Regions from separate parts of the Homo sapiens genome. Here region 2 is linked to region 1. Evidence: read pairs that join two places in POLR2A ChIA-PET (ENCODE). Cell type or tissue: Panc1. All regions are shown on one strand. Each heading gives the region's core, and the rest is flanking DNA. Links, peaks and the distances in the headings are about the cores only.

What was found. Peaks named below come from ENCODE experiments on the same cell type or tissue, not always from the same donor. Only the 100,000 strongest peaks of a DNase experiment are listed, where the experiment ranks them.
Region 2: POLR2A ChIA-PET joins it to region 1 with 6 read pairs; 2 of 35 experiments call an interaction of 5 or more read pairs at or near these places.

What each region holds. Positions count from the first base shown.
Region 1 is chr16:77,479,317-77,487,488 of GRCh38, forward strand. All of the region lies in intron 1 of LOC105376775 (a long non-coding RNA gene), which reads right to left. Among named protein-coding and RNA genes, the nearest start is that of ADAMTS18, 48 kb to the left of the region's middle. In Panc1, for the core only: no CTCF peak of the experiment used is centred there; no DNase peak of the experiment used is centred there.
Region 2 is chr16:77,409,156-77,417,327 of GRCh38, forward strand. The region is part of intron 3 of ADAMTS18 (ADAM metallopeptidase with thrombospondin type 1 motif 18); the gene reads right to left. Among named protein-coding and RNA genes, the nearest start is that of ADAMTS18, 22 kb to the right of the region's middle. In Panc1, for the core only: no CTCF peak of the experiment used is centred there; DNase peaks (open chromatin) are centred at 5,036 and 5,886; H3K27ac peaks cover 4,207 bases.

The DNA of each region.
Region 1 (8,172 bases), core at 1,472-6,471:
CACAAGGTTGAAGCTGGCTTCCCTGTGCATGGCAAGGGGAGAAAAGGAAAGCGCTTCCTCTAAAGGACATGGCTTAAAAAATATACCCATTTTCTCCGCTCACATGCCATTGGCCAGAACTGAGTCCCAGGGCCAAACCTGGCTGCAAGCACACCTCTAAGTATAGTTGCTAACCTCAGGGAAGATTACTGCTAAAGGAAAAATGAGCATGTATTTTGTGGAGTGATTATCAGTATCTGTCAAACTGCCCTACTCCTATTCATTCTCTATGCAAAACTCTCTGTTTATTGGACGAGTTAGCAAATGTGTAGCTGCCCACAAGACTTTGAGCTCCAGAAGAAAAGAGAACAATTCAGTCTGGTATATCTCCACACTAAGACCTGGGGACTTTTGTTTGTTTGTTTCTGTTTTGCTTTTTATTTCTCTGTTAGTTTTATACTGTTTCTATACACTCTTTTTTAAATAGCTTTATTGATGTGCAATTCACAAAGCATACAATTTGCCTATTTAAATGTATAATTTGATGTTTTTAGTAGATTTGCAGGATATACCACTATTTCCACACTCTAATTTTAGAGTATTTTCTCCCCACAGAAGAAACTCCATACCTATTAGCTGTCATCATACATTCTCAAGGTAAAGCCTCCCCTGGAAGATTGTTCTAAATACATATTGCTACTCAGTGGATTTTATCACTTTGTCTTGGAGCCCAGAATAAACAGATAAAATTCTACCATCTGGCAGGTAGTGATTATCTCATTTTGCATTGCCTCCACCATACACATCTGTGAAGGGTAGGATTATAGCTCCCATGTTACAGAAGAGAATACTCAAGTCTGGGTCCCTCCTCACTAGGTTGAGGATTTTGGGAAGTGTTAACCCACTTGCTCCATATGGATCTGTCTGAGTCCTCAGCTTCAGCTAAGCAAATAAAATGCATATCCACATCTCTTAGAAAATTATCTTCATAGGGTTTCTTTTGGCCTGGGTGTGCAACCTGTTATATAAACAGTATTGATGTTGTTGTTGATGTTGTTGTTGTTGTTGTTGTTGTTGTTGTTGTTTTGAGATGTCACCCAGGCTGGAGTGCAGTGGCACTCAATCTCGGCTCACTGCAAGCTCCGCCTCCTGGGTTCACGCCATTCTCCTGCCTCATCCTCCCGAGTAGCTGGGACTACAGGCACCTGCCACCACACCCAGCTAATTTTTTTTTTTTTTTTTTTGTATTTTTAGTAGAGACGGAGTTTCACCGTGTTAGCCAGGATGGTCTCGATCTCCTGACCTTGTGATCCGCCCACCTCGGCCTCCCAAAGTGCTGGGATTACAGGAATGAGCCCCCGCGCCCGGCCAACAGTATTGGTTTTGAAAGTGAACCCTCACAAACTGCTGTCTGATCTGCCCGCCAACCACTTTCATATCAGACGTTCTGATTGTGCCATCATTTTCCCTAGTGACATAAATATCCACACCAACACTCAAAAGAACTGGACATCTTCACAGACAAGAATTTTTCTGTTTCTTAAACTATTCCCCAGCTTGCTCTCATGGTTGGCAAGGTGCCTCTGTTGAATCACTTGATATTCTGACTTGTCTTACAGTAAACTCTGCAAACAACCAGAAGGACAGATAATCTTTCCTAACTGTGTAGATTCTGGGTACATGGAAACTTGAGAACATTGAGGGTGCTGTTTTCTCAGAGAAGGCTCTCACAGTTTGCATCTACTTGCTTTATTTGAATATAGCCATTTAATGTATCAAAATGAAAAATAAAATTGTCTACAGTAGCTACCTCACAGCTCCTTGTCCTCGCCACAAGCCACAAAGTTGCCAACTGTTGTTGTCTGCACTTTCTCTCTTTCCAAGGAGTTCCCTTTTGAAAGGAACAATGGTTTCTTTCCAGACACCTTGCAGGGAAAAATGGCCTAAGCCAGGTGAAGCTGGCAAGGGTAGGAGCTGCCACTGGAGGCTCAGGCTGAGAGGCAGCATGGTGAGGGAACCCAGGAGGAGGGTTGTGCAGCCTTGCTCCACTCCTGTAGACTTTGATGTTTTAAAGACATATGGAAGGCAGCCAGGGAAATTCAGATACACTTACCCAGTAATTGATTATTCAGCTGCATCTCAGAAAGACATAGCTTGGCCCAGGCTGACAGCTATTGTTTCCTTTTGCTGCCTTTCAGGGTGGGAGCCAAGGAAATTGGGGCAGAGATGCAGCCTTAGGGGGACCGGAGGTAAGAAGTCATCCAGCCCAGGAAGCCTATTGTTCAAATATTTGCCAACTTCTTTTGTACTTCTAGTCTGAGATGGGCAGTGGTGAGAAATAGAACCTGATAAAAAGAGCCATTGATGAATAGGTGGAAAAGAAGGGAAAATGAGTGCAGACTCTACGGACAAATAGAATCATTATAGGTTTAATGATTTTTCAATTCTTTGTGGGGTAAGTCATATGAATACCCCATAGTTCAGTGTGTACACAAACATTTTAAGATAATGAATATTAATCTGATCTACCATGCATTTGTCCCTCTGCATGTTGACTTTCATTTAATTTTTATATATACCACTGGAAGAGCTTATGAAATATTATACCTCTGTTCCTCCCAACGCAATTTTCTTGTTATTTTTGACAGATGAACAAATGTCCATGCTAATTTTTGAGTAATTACTTCTGTTGGTTGTTTTTCATAAGCATAATGGGCTAATACTCAGGCTAGGAAAGGAAACTTAGAGACCTGTTAGGGCAGTGATTTGAACTTGGTGCATATGAGTATTGGGGGAAGGGTAGAATAAGAAGGTATATATCAGATTTTCGCAGGGGAAATTCATGTATACACTTTAAAAGTTTTTAAAATTATACTACTGCTTAGATTTAATGTGTTTTAAACAGTTGTATATACTTGGAAGATTCAAGGGAGTGAGCCAGTTTCTCTTTTACAGACAGGTAAACTGATGTCCAGAGTGATTTGCACAAGGACACCCAGCTAGTGGAAGTGGCAGACTTGAGACGTGAAATCATTACTCATTCTAACCTCAGCCCCGTTTCCTGATATTCGTATATTTGTGGCTGCAAGGACATGGTTTGGTGGCCGCAAGGACATGGTTTGGTGTCTGTTCTAATCATCTCTCTGCTAAAGAGAGGAAAACGAGGATCTTGTGAATGGCAGTTGATAAGTTCTAGACATAGTATTTAATAAATGTTATTAGTTTTTGCAGATCATTGTACTAAGCATTTTATGTGCATGATCTTATTTAAAACTCATCACTATGCTACAAGTTGAGTACTATAATTACCTCCATTTTGCAGTGAGAAAAGTGGTACTGGGAGAGGTTCAGTATCTTGCACAAAGTCATATAGTTAACATGTGGTTGATTCAGGATTGGAGCACACGCAATCTGACTATAGAACCCATACTCCTAAATGCTGGAACCTATAAATATCTAGCATCACAACTGTTTTTGCTCTCAAACAAGGCAGGCTCTGAGTTTAGTAGAGTTGGAGGAGAATTTGACCAGTGTTCTTTCTCAGGGTTCTAACAATATTATGGGTTGCCTTAGCATAGAGTGAGCTGAACATCACAGAGGAGAATCAAACCAGTGTTGAATATCTACTGAGGAAAGATGTCTCCAATCTGGGGTGAGGCTATTGACCTTAGCGAACCTCAGGTCTTTTCTAATACTGGGAGTCTTTGACTCTCACAACCTGCATTCTGTGCCTTGGCTCTAGGCTTCAGGTCTGCTAATTTTGGCTTTCCCACTGGTCTCTCTCAGATTGTGGCACCTGTTGGAATTACAAAAGTAAATACGGTCTTGACCATACTGTTAAACTGCCTTCACATAAGAATACGTGGGAACTCTTGAAAGAAGAATTTTTAAGAGTTTAGTGGTTTTTTTTTTTTCTCATCCCAGTGAATCAGGCAATAAACAACATCCAAAGAGCAGGCCTCTTACTTGAGTCCCAGCTGGTACAATGGTGTCACCTGGGCTTATTGTAGGGTGTTGAAACCCTACAAAAGTGATGAATCTTTGCTTGAAAGCCACCTGCCACACAGCCACCTAGCAGGATTCTGGGAGCTCAGGATATGTGAGCAGGAAAGGATTTGATTACCAACTGAAAGGCATTTTCATTTTGACATATGAGGAAACCAGAGAGAGCAAGTAAGTTGATTTATGTCACACAGCAAGTTGGTGGTGAAGTGAGCACAAATTTGGGACGGCCCTGAGATCTTCCTGAGAAATTCTTCTATCCATTTTTTCATCCATCCAATAAACATCTGTCTGATCCAGAGACTGTGCTTAATTCCCAAAGTGATGACAACTAACTAGACAAAATGAAACACGTTAAGTGGCAGAACATGTGAAGGGAGAGGATCCACAAGTGTGGAATCATCTTCTAATAACCATCACCAGTGCAATCATTTACAATTGGAAAGGACAGGCTGCTGGAAGACACGGGGCTGTCCTGGCAAGGCAAGCACAACCCAGATCCCTGCCTTTCTCTGTCTTTTCCCATTTCTGCACGGCTTTGACAGTTTTGAGCTGATTCTGGTCATAGCCTGGAGGGAGAGAACATTCATGGCAGCCCCAAGAAGGACAATTAGGTTTCACATTAGCTTCTCTCACGACTTCGTCATTGATTGTCTCTCTTTGTTGAAATATTTGAGAAAATAACCCCAGATAGAGTTCTGGAATACATGAGACTTGGAGATTTTTAAATAAAGGACATTCCACAGAGAACAAGCTTAAATATTGACTCATAAGAGGAAGCACATTCTCAAGGTAGTGCCAATGGGTTCTGGAAGTTGAATCTGAGCTCTGCAAATTTAATCTGGGTGGACGTGGCTATGAGGCAGTTCCCCAAGTTTCTCCCCAGATCTCCAGTGTCTAGCTTAAATAAGGATAGAAAACAACCATTAGTCAGCCCCACTTCTCCTAGTTTTCCTTTCCCTTGCTATGCTTGTTTTCTTTCTCCTTTCGCCTATCCTATTTGCTACCAATGTGACTGAGGAACTTTCACCCAGCCTTGATAAGAGCTAACCTTGACCATTCTTCTGCTTGGAAATAACCAACTCAGAGTGCTGGAGGATGAGGCCATGGAAGTATCTTTGTATCTGGAGATAAGATTCAATTATTCCAGTATTTGCATGCCCCCACCCTCCTTCTGCATTAGCTTAGATAATCCAGTGCTGTCCAAATGATTGTCTCTCTGCCTCTCCACAGTGTGAACATTTATTTCCATCATCTCCCAGATTTTCCAGTTATGTGTTTGCATCTGATACGTGTCTCGGTGTTCTCCAGTGTTGATCCTGTTTTGTTTTTATTTCTCCCTTTGTACAGTCTTTAAGTACTCCCTGATGGTGTGTGTTGTGTGATTTCATATCATGAGAATGGCGTGGCCATGGCAGTGAGGCATTAGGTTGTATCATAAATCAACCACAGTTTGGGGATACGATGACAGGTGTGATTTATAGGCTATTTCAGCTCCGATTTCCATAGAGTTATTCTCTGATTCACAATTATTCCTTGGAGGAACAAAAAGTAAAAGAAAGTGCAGTGTGGGTGGTAGGCTGCCTCCCTAGATATTCACAATAGTCATCATATCCATATAGGAAAGCAGATATTTATGCTTTCTAATGGATGAATATTATCCATGGCAACTGGGAAACTGTCAGAGCTGGAAAAAGTGACTCGACTAAACCTTATTTTCCCTTGACCTTGGTAAAACAAGACTAATTTTACATAGTGGTCAAGAGAATTAGACAGTTGCCAATAATTTATGGTAGAGTAAATCCCCAGAATGAACCTAAACTATCAATATGTAAGTTAAATGATAAATTTTGATGATCAACTTTTGTTTACATTAAGTAGAAGCATGAAATGTGATCAATTTTACCAAAAGATAATTCTTGTCACACGTATAGGACTTTTGAACCTTGTCTACCCCAGCTAGGGTGGACCACACAATATTATCTTCCAAACTGGGATGTTTTTGAGAGTGAAAAGGAGTGCATTGAATTATTCCAGGTAACAGGGAGTACCAGGAAAACTGGATCGAACTGTGACTCTTGTCACATTAATGGTTTTTACTGTATCTTCTATGCCTTATCACTAGATCCTTAAGAGCAAAGATCAAGATGACATGGTTACCTTTTTTGAGAGCTCGTTTTATTATCTGCTAGGGGTTAAGAATACATTTGTATTGAATGATTGAAACACTGATGTTTGAAATAAACTCATCAAGGTGCCTGGTATAAGTGTCCAGTAAATTATATTAATAAGTATAATTTAGATATAAAAATGAGCATAATTTATTATAGTTTAGATGGTCAATATTTTTTTGCGGATGCTCAATATTAGTGGTTTTCAGGATGCTTTAAAGTTTATCACTTTTTCACTGAATCTCTTTTAGTGCTTTACATATGTAATTTTACCCAGAGCCCTAATATATACAACTTATAAAACTAAGCATGTATAGGTTGGCAGAAATCTTTTCAGCATTTGCAGTACTTGTAAAGCACACCTTCAGATCCAAATGCTTCATTTGGGGCAAAATTCAAACTCTGTAACTCTAAGTAAACCTTGACTAAAGTGTTAACATATGAACTAAACATAATTTGGAGGAAAAAAGTCCCAATACTTTTAGCAAGTTCAGAAGTGCATTTAGGAAGAAATAAAAAAGATTTGGCATTCCCTGTGTTTTTGGTTTTCTTTAAAGTTCAACACTTAATGATAATGCATGTTGAGTCCTTGGTGATCCATTCAGCTGAACTTTAGAGATAGAACAGAACAGAAAAAGAAAAAGACCACTGCTAATTGCATCATTTATCTTTAGACTCTTGTAGACCCAAAAAACATTCAGTAGGAAAGAGATTTTCTGAGTGAGCTCTATGATATTCCTTTTAAACCTCCTCTTCTCTCTGACCTGCTCAGTCCTTGCTTTGACTCTCTAGGCCGGTGTGGATAGTTGTTGTTCATCGTAATATTTGCTGAAATATAAGTAGATTCTTCCATGTCATTGTGATCCCAGAAGATTTCACAGAATGTTCCTATTAACGATTGTGAGGGCTGGAGCAAATATTTGAATTCATTGACTGTTTTTAGGAGAAGCTTCTTTCCCATATTCCAAAAAGCCAGAGTTGTTGATGATGAGTTTGTGCCAAGGTCTTAGCAGGGCCATGCCCAAAACTATCAGGCTCAAAGCTCTGGAAGCAGTTGGCCAATGACTGGGCCACATTGGGGCTTCTCTCCCATCATACATACTTGTTTTTTTTTTTGTTTTTTTGTTTTTTTGTTTTTGCCTCACTGGACCTTAGAACATCACTGTATTAGGTATCTGTTGCTGCAAAACCAGTTGCCACAAACTTAGCGACTCAAAACAACATATATTAATTATCTCACAGTTTGTTTGTTTATTTATTTATTTTTGAGACAGAGTCTCTCTCTGATGCCCAGGCTGGAGTGCAATGGCATGATCTCGGCTCACTGCCACCTCTGTCTCCTGGGTTCAAGCGATTCTCCCACCTCAGCCTCCCAAGTAGCTGGGACTACAGGCACCCATCAACATACCCAGCTAATTTTTGTATTTTTAGTGGAGACGGGGTTTCACCATGTTGGCAAGGGTGGTCTGGAACTCCTGACCTCAAGTGATTCACCTGCCTCAGCCCTCTCAAAGTACTGGGATTATAGGCATGAGCTACTGTGCCCGGCCTATTATCTCACAGTTTCTATGGATAAGGAATCCAGCATAGCTTGGCTGGGCCCTTGGGTATAGGATCTCACAAGGTTGCAATCAAGGTGCCATGGTTGGGTTCTCATCTGAAAGTTTGACTGGAGAAGCACTGGTGTCCAAGCCATGTGGTTGTTTTTCAGAATTCAGTCCCTGGAGGATTATTAGACTGAGAGTCTCAGTTCTTAGCCAGCTGTTGACCAGAGATGGCCCTCAGTTCCTTGCTAGATGACCTCTCCATTAAGACAACTCACAATATGGCAGCTTGCATCATCAGAGCATGAAAACAAGAAGAATCCAAGAAAGAGAAGAATTTCAAGACAGAAGTCACAATCTTTTTTTTATTACTCATTTTTTTTTAAATTATACTTTAAGTTCTGGGAAACTTGTGCAGAACGTGCAGGTTTGTTACATAGTTATACATGTGCCATGGTGTTTTGCTGCACCCATCA
Region 2 (8,172 bases), core at 2,103-7,102, 70 kb before region 1:
AATGGGAGGGCTACGTACTCATTATTTGTGTACCTTTCTAAACATATATGCTATTTCCATTAATTATTTTTAAAGCAGAAACTGAAATATTCTTCAAAGGAGAGAAAGCGGTATGTAGGATTGCAGAAGCACCTTGCAAACTAAGTGGCCACATTTTAGTCAAAACCTTTAGACTAAAGCTACATTGCCTGAAGCCTTGTCCTACGAAACAGACACCGAAGAAAATAGAGATAAGAAACTGCATTAGTGTCAAAAGTAGCATTTAACTGGGGACTGGCTTATTCCACAGAGAATAACAAAAAACTGTTCTCCTAAGCTGATATGACAGGATAAATAGTATCACAGACATTCTGCTCGCAGTAGCTGACTCAACAGCCAAGGCTGACAGATTTACAATGGAGAACTGAATCCTGAGATCAAAAACCATGTGCTCTGTTCGGGGCTTGATGACCTACAGTATACACTGAAACCCTTAAATCAACAGGTTTATGGCATTTATGGTGAACCACTCTGACGGGTCTGCTTCATCAAACAAGCCTTGTCTTGAATCTCAGCTCAGCTAAAAGCTAGGCTATCAAAGGCAAGCATTTACTAACATGGGAGGAAAAATGCTCCATTTTGGTTCAAATGCTTAATAGAAATCTTTCTTGTGCTTTTGGAGTAAAGAAAAAAAAAGGCACCAATGTATAGAGACGTTTATAATCTTTAAGACCTATAGTGCTAGAAAAGATTTATTCGGTGATTCCATACCTCCTGCTAATATTACCGTACTAGAATTCTCAGTATTTGTCTGGGTGGGATCAAATTGACTCACCCGATACTACTTACCTGGGGGACAATTACATATAGGACTGTATAGATCTATTAAATTTTGATGCTCTATAATAGTGTCTCAAACTATTTTGACTAAAAGCCATGGCTAAGAATTACCACACACACCCACACACATTTTATAACATGGCTCAGTGCACAAACACACTACAAAGTTTTACGAATACCCATTCTTCCTAGATATTATACAATCAGATGTAGTCTCTTCTATTTTATGTTACTCTATGATATTTTCTTTCTTATTAATGTTGGTCATAACCAACTGAATTGATTTATGACCCAAGAATTGGTTGCAACCCAAATTTGAAAAAAAAAAAAAAATTCCTACAAAGAATCAAAAATGTTTAAATGTATGACTAGGCCTCATCTTTTTTAAAAAATTTCACTGATTCTCAAAATTTGGTGAGCATGAGGATCCTCTAGCATGCTTATTGAAAATACAGATTCAACAGATCTGGAATGGGGCCTAGGAATCTGAATTTTTATCAAGCACTCCAAATAAGGCCTATGGAGGTACACTAAAGATGGCAGTTTGAGAACTGCATCCCTAATCCTATCTTCAAATGAGTAAACTGAAGCCTAGAAACGGGAAATAATTTGCACAAGAACACAATATTTGTTGAGTCCTGGGACTAAAACCAAGTCTCTCGACCCCCCTACCATCTTGGCAGGTAGCCAGAGACCGCCCTTGCTTGTTGTAATCCCTGCTGAGAAACCGATGGTATAAGAACAATAAAATTGAGCATTAGAAAGGAGAAACTAATAACACTGGATGTCCCTTTTCAGAAATGAGCTGGACCCAGACCCAGGACTGAGTACAGGTAGCTGGGAACCCCTTCTAGCACCCAGCCAATATGGCAACAGAAATGCATTTAGTGCGACAAATCATTCTAAAACCTTCCTTTTTATCATCAAACTTCACAGTGTGGCAAAAAATATAACATTCTGGCCTTTCAGATACTCCCTGTTTATTCACTAGTTTTGGAAGACCATTACATCTTTTCCATTGGCTCACTTATTCCAACTGAAACCCTCATTTTCCCGCAAATGCCAATGAAACATGAATATCAACTGACTACCTGTTTTAGGTGATGAGTGGAACAGAGTAGTATGGCAGCAATGATTTATTGTGATGCTTGATGCTTATTGAGTATTTGGGTTCCTGGAGTATACCAATCATTCCACCTTGCCACAGGGCATTCATACTCGCTGCCATCCTGCTGGGGTGCTCTTCCTGATCATAGCCACATGGCTGGCTCCCTGACATATATATATCTCCCGGTCTCTGTCAATTCATCAGCAAGACCTTTCCTGGCATTCTGTATGAAAGAACATGCTGGAGTCAGTCTCATGCCAACGCCTTTTTGCAGGACCACTAGGGCCATATTGCTTTCTGGATACTCTCTGGTTGGACCTGCTTGGCGCTTGAGACATATTTCATGAGTCAGTAGATAGACTTGGACTTTAAAAATATTTAATAATAGATCATTATTTTGGAGTTCATACACTCATGACACTAGCCATCTAGTACAGGAGACAGGCATTATTCAAATAAGCACATGACTAAATGTGAAAACACAATTGGAGTGTGTTATGAAGAGGTGCAAAGTCAACTTTACCATTGAATGGTGAAAAGGCCTTGTGATGGTTAATTTTATTTGTCAACTTGATGGACCACAGAGTATCCAGAATTTTTTTTTTTTTTTTTTTTTTTTTTTGAGACAGAGTCTTGCCCTGTCACCTGGGCTGGAGTGCAGTGGCGCAATCTTGGCTCACTGCAACCTCTGCCTCTCAGGCTCAAGCGATTCTCCTGTCTCAGCCTCCTGAGTAGCTGGGATTATAGGTGCCCACCACCAAGCCCAGCTAATTTTTTGGTATTTTTAATAGAGACGGGGTTTCACCATGTTGGCCAGGATGGTCTTGAACTCCTGACCTCGTGTTTCACCTGCCTTAGCCTCCCAAAAGCACTGGGATTACAGGCAGGAGCCACCGAGCCCAGCCAGTGCCCAAAGATTTAAGCATCATTCTGGGTGTGTCTGTGAGGGTGTTTCCAGGTGAAACAGACATTTGATTCAGTAGACTGAGTAAAGCAGATGGCCCTCCCCAATGGGTCTCATTCATCCACCAGGTGGGTCTCATTCATCCACTGAAGGCCTAAATAGAACAAAAAGACTGAGTAAGGAAGAATCCCTCTGTCTCTGAGCTGGGATATGCATCTTCTGCTGCCTTCTAACTCAGACTGTAACTCGTACCATTGGCTTTTCTGGGTCTCCATCTTCTCAACGAGTCTTGGGACTTCTCAGTCTTTATAACGCATGAGTCAAATAATATTATAATAGTATAATAAATTTCTTTTTTTGAGACAGGGTCTCGCTGTAACTCAGGCTAGAGTACAGTGGCACTATCATACTCACGGCAGCCTGCAATTCATGGACTCAAGCGATCCTCCTGCCTCAGCCTACCAAGTAGCTAGTACTACAGAAGTATGCCACCATACCCAGCTGATTTATTTCTTTCATGTATTATAGAGATGGGGTGTATTAGTCTGTTTTCATTTTGCTAATAAAGACATACCCAACACAGGGCAATTTATAAAAGAAAAGAAGTTTAAGGGGCTCACAGTTCCACATGGCTGAGAAGGTCTCACAATCATGGTGGAAGGTGAAACGCACGTCTTACATGGCAGCAGGCAAGAGAGAATGAGAACCAATGGAAAGGGAAAACCCCTTATGAAACCATCAGATCACATGAGACTTATTCACTACCACAAGAACAGTATGGGTGAAAATGCCCCCATGATTCAATTATCTCCCACCAGGTCCCTCCCACAACACATAGAAATTATGGGAGCTACAGTTCAAGGTGAGATTTGGGTGGGGATACAGCCAAACCATATCACAGGGTCTCACTATGTTGCCCAGGCTGGTCTTGAACTCCTGGTTTCAAGCAATGCTCCCGCCTCCGTCTTTGAAAGCTCTGTGATTGCAAGCATGAGACACCATGCCTGGCCCTTATAATGCATTTCTTTACACACTCACACACACATATACATTTATATGTATAAAAAAAAACTTGTTGGTTCTGTTTCCATGCAGAATTCTGGCTAATATGCACCCATTCATGCTCATCCTAGCAACAAGAATAGACAGAGGAGTCACACCTGAAGAGCACCCACTGCTATTTCCCTAAACTGATAATTCTTTCTGTAGAATAAAGGCCACCTGACCTGCTCCTCATTTCAAGTATTCCTGAGAAAACCCTCCCCTACTTTTTGGGCCTAAGGAAACCAGGACTCAGCAAGGGAATAAAACATTAAAACTAAAGACAGGCTCTAACTCTCCAGCTATGGAAGAAACCACCTCTAGGGTAGAGTGCAGAAAAACCTTACTCCTGGGGTGACTTCTCCTGCCTTTCTGTGGAAATTATCTGCTTCAGTGCTAGCATTGCCACCAGCAAGGAAAATTTGTTCAAATCCATTTGAGTAGAAATACAGGTTAACTAAAATTTCTGATACACTAAATGTGACCTCAAGTCAGATACAATTTATTTTTGAATGCCCACTGCTCTGAATTATTTTTGTCACTCAACCCCTCTATTAGGGAGGGAAATTTATAATAGTGGGACATTGGGTTTTAATTTCCTGACCATGGATATTTTTAAAACTATAATTGCTTTGCTTTCTACATATGTTATTTAGTATACTTAAATATGTTATTTAGTATACTTAAATATGTTATTTAGTATAGCTATTTAGTATAACTAAGAAAGTTATTACAAAAACAAACCATAAGGCTGACACTTAATAAAGAGGTTTCCATCTGAAAAAAAAAAAAAGCAAAAGTTAATTAAACTAGCAAGTTTTAACCAAACATAATTAGAAGAAAATCAACATGTACGTTCTGAAAATGTTCAGAACATGGCCTATTTCATTTATCTTCAAAAGAAACATTTAATTTAGTCTCTATTTTAAATTCAGTTTTTGCCATCAGAATTGTACAGTTTTCTATACAACTACATAGAAATATGATGACATAGAAATTTCTGCATAGAAACTATATGACCCATATAATGGGTGCATATTAGCCAGAATTCTGCAGAGAAACAGAACCAACGTAAGTATATAATGGCCAAGTGCCTCCAAACCAAAATATCAACCTGTCCACATCAGAGTATTCAGCTGAAAACTGCATATTCTCTGAAACTACTGTTTGAAGGACAAACAATTTTAGCAAACCAGTCAATACAAAGGGACTATTACTCAACCTGTTTGCTTTCACTGTATCTGTTAGGGAACTTCAGGGTAGGAAATGGCTATACCTGTACTGCCCAAGACAGCAGCCCTTAGTGGACACTTGAAATGTGGCTCGTCTGAACTGAAAGTGCATTAAGTATAAAATGCACACTGGACTCTGAAGACTCATGTGAAAAATAAAAGTATTTCATTAATTTTTGCCGATTATTATTTTGAAATACCAGTTTTAAGGAATTGGATTAAAATATAATACCAACATAAATTTTCCCTATTTCTTTTTGCTTTATTTTTTCCTATGGCTACTAAAAAATTTAAAATTATATCGGTTGACTTGCATTATATTTCTACTGTACAGCGCTAGCCTGAAGCAAAGAGATGGTAGAGTTCCACACATCACAAAAAAGAAATAGGAGATTTCATGGGGGAATAAAACAAACTTCTGTTGTCATTATTTAAAAATAAAGATCTACTGCATACTAAAATTAGATTCATTCAAATAAACATCTTCAAAGACACAAATGAACTGCATATGAAGGTTGAGCAATGGTAATCCATCAATAAGAATTCTTGGTTTACATCATTACCCCACATGTCATCATCCAAACAAATAAAAGAAATCAATTAAAAATGGTTATAGAGTGTGAAGTCATCCTCTAAGCCAACCATGAAGCCTCTGTCTCCCTCCAACTGCTCAGACAGGCACATAATGTGCTCACTTGTATTTACTACTTTAAAAGCATCTGCAGTTATTGTTGGCAGACACAGAGAGGTGAGTAATAACAAGACAACTGACATAGAAAGTAGTGAATCAACAAGACCAGTAATGTATCCAAGATGCACTGTGAGGAACAAATATTGACAATGCTAGATGCCATAATACTCTGTGCTGTGGGCACTGCACCCAATAAATGTTGATTCATGAAGTGTGTAGGCAAATTGCCCATTGCGTCTACCTGTCAGCCAGTATATGCTCAATGCGCTTATTGCACTATGCTTGCCTGCTTCCTCTATGAGACTAGGAGCTCTTTGCGGAAAGTGTCTATAACTCATTCATTTCTATCATAGTTTGGACTTTCATTTCAAAATGTCAGAAATGAAAGTTAAACTAGATTAACAGAAAAGTGGAGAGGGGTTTATGCATAAGATACCCACAGTACTTTAATTTCAGGCATAGCTGCATATCACCACTATGATGACCCTACTCTCAGGGGGCAAGATGGTTGCCAGCAACCCTGGGATTATCTTCCATCCTCTTTGCTAACCCCAGGTGTCCCAGAATTTGATTTTTATTGGCACCGATCTTGTTGCCTGTTTATTTCTGAACCAACTACTCTAGGTCAACGATATCTGATGTTCTGACTAGTCAGTATGTAAAACATGTCACCTTCCCACAGACTGCATGGACTTGAGGAAGAGGTGGGGAGGGTAGATCCTTAAGGAAAGCTTCAACGTTATCAGATGACTGGAGTAATGAATGCTGGGTAGGCAAAAAAAAAAAAAAAAATCAGAGGTGGCCACTGTCATTTTTGAGTCCCCACATAAAAGACACGCCATTGATGTTTTTCCCAATGGATGAAAAAATGAGAAATATCCAATGTATGAAGCACTTCAAACATAGAAATAATTTATCTATTTCTAAATTGCCAGGATAATTACATACATTCATGTAACAAACGTTTGAGTGCCTATTACTTGCCAGGGATGATTCCAGCCACTGGAAATACAGCAGTGAATAGCAGAGATAAAGCCTCAGCCCTCATGGAGCTGATATTCAAGGTGGAAGGCAGAATATGCTAGGCGATAAACAAGTGAGTCAAGCACTGGGCAATAAATAATATAAAGAAAATTACAGCAGAGAAGGGGGTTGGGGAGTGATGGGAGTGTCAGGGAAGACCATTCTGGAATGACAGTATTTGCATAGGGAACTGAGGGAAGAAATAATCAGATGGATACCTGGGGGAAGAGCATTCCAAGTGCAGTCACTGAGGTAGGACATCTGGGGATGTTGAAAGGCAGTGGAGCCCAGTGGAAGAGCTCAGTGGCATGCACAATAATGGAAGAGATAGGAAGTTAGATCCAAGGGACTTTGTAGGCCATGGTAAGAAATCTGGATTATATACTGATACGGTTGGGCTATGTCCCTACCCAAATGTCACCTTGAATTGTAATAATCCCCACATGTCAAGGGCAGGGCCAGGTGGAGATAACTGAATCATGGGGGTGGTTTTCCCCATACTGTTCTCATGGTAGTGAGTAAGACTCAGGAGATCTGATGGTTTTATAAATGGGAGTTCCCCTGCACAAGCTCTCTTGCCTGCCACCATGTAAGATGTGCTTTTGCTTCTCCTTTGCCTTCAGCCATGATTGTGAGACCTCTCCAGGCATCTGGAACTGTGAATCCATTAAACCTCTTTCCTTTATAAATTACCCAGTCTTGGGTAATTTGTCTATTAGCAGCATGAGAACAGACTGATACATATACTATGCTCAATGTAAAGCCATGAGCTGGTAGAGAAGAGGAAAATGAAGTCATCTCACCACTATGAGAAGAATAGACTAAAGGGACAGAAGAGATGAAAGAGTCATTAGAGAAGAAGCTGCTACAGGAATCCAGGTGAGAGATGAGAATGATTTAGAACAGTGATGGCAGCAGTGGTAAGAAGTGGTCAGAATTGCGCATGTTTTTAACTGACCTGGGAGCAATGAAGTTTACATGGCCTTGAGCATAAGATTACTCGGTATTTATATATCATGAAGGGCACAGAGGCAGTTGCTTACATTGCTTGCCCTTTAAAAATCAGTCTCATCACTTATTTGTGTTCCCAGGGTCCTTTGCACATACCTTAACTGTAATATTAATTTTGTTGCAGCATCCTTATGACATCATTACTGCTCACCCTCACATTGAAATGTCCAAGAATTTAGGAATCAAACTATCATTTTGGCATTCTTATAGTCTGTCATAATGTGAAGACATACAGTAGGCTGAGAAAAATGTTTTAGAAGTGTGAATGGGAGGATAGGTGGGTGGGTGGATAGCTGGGTGGGTGAGTGGGTGTGTGGGTGGATGGATGGGAGAATGGAAGAAG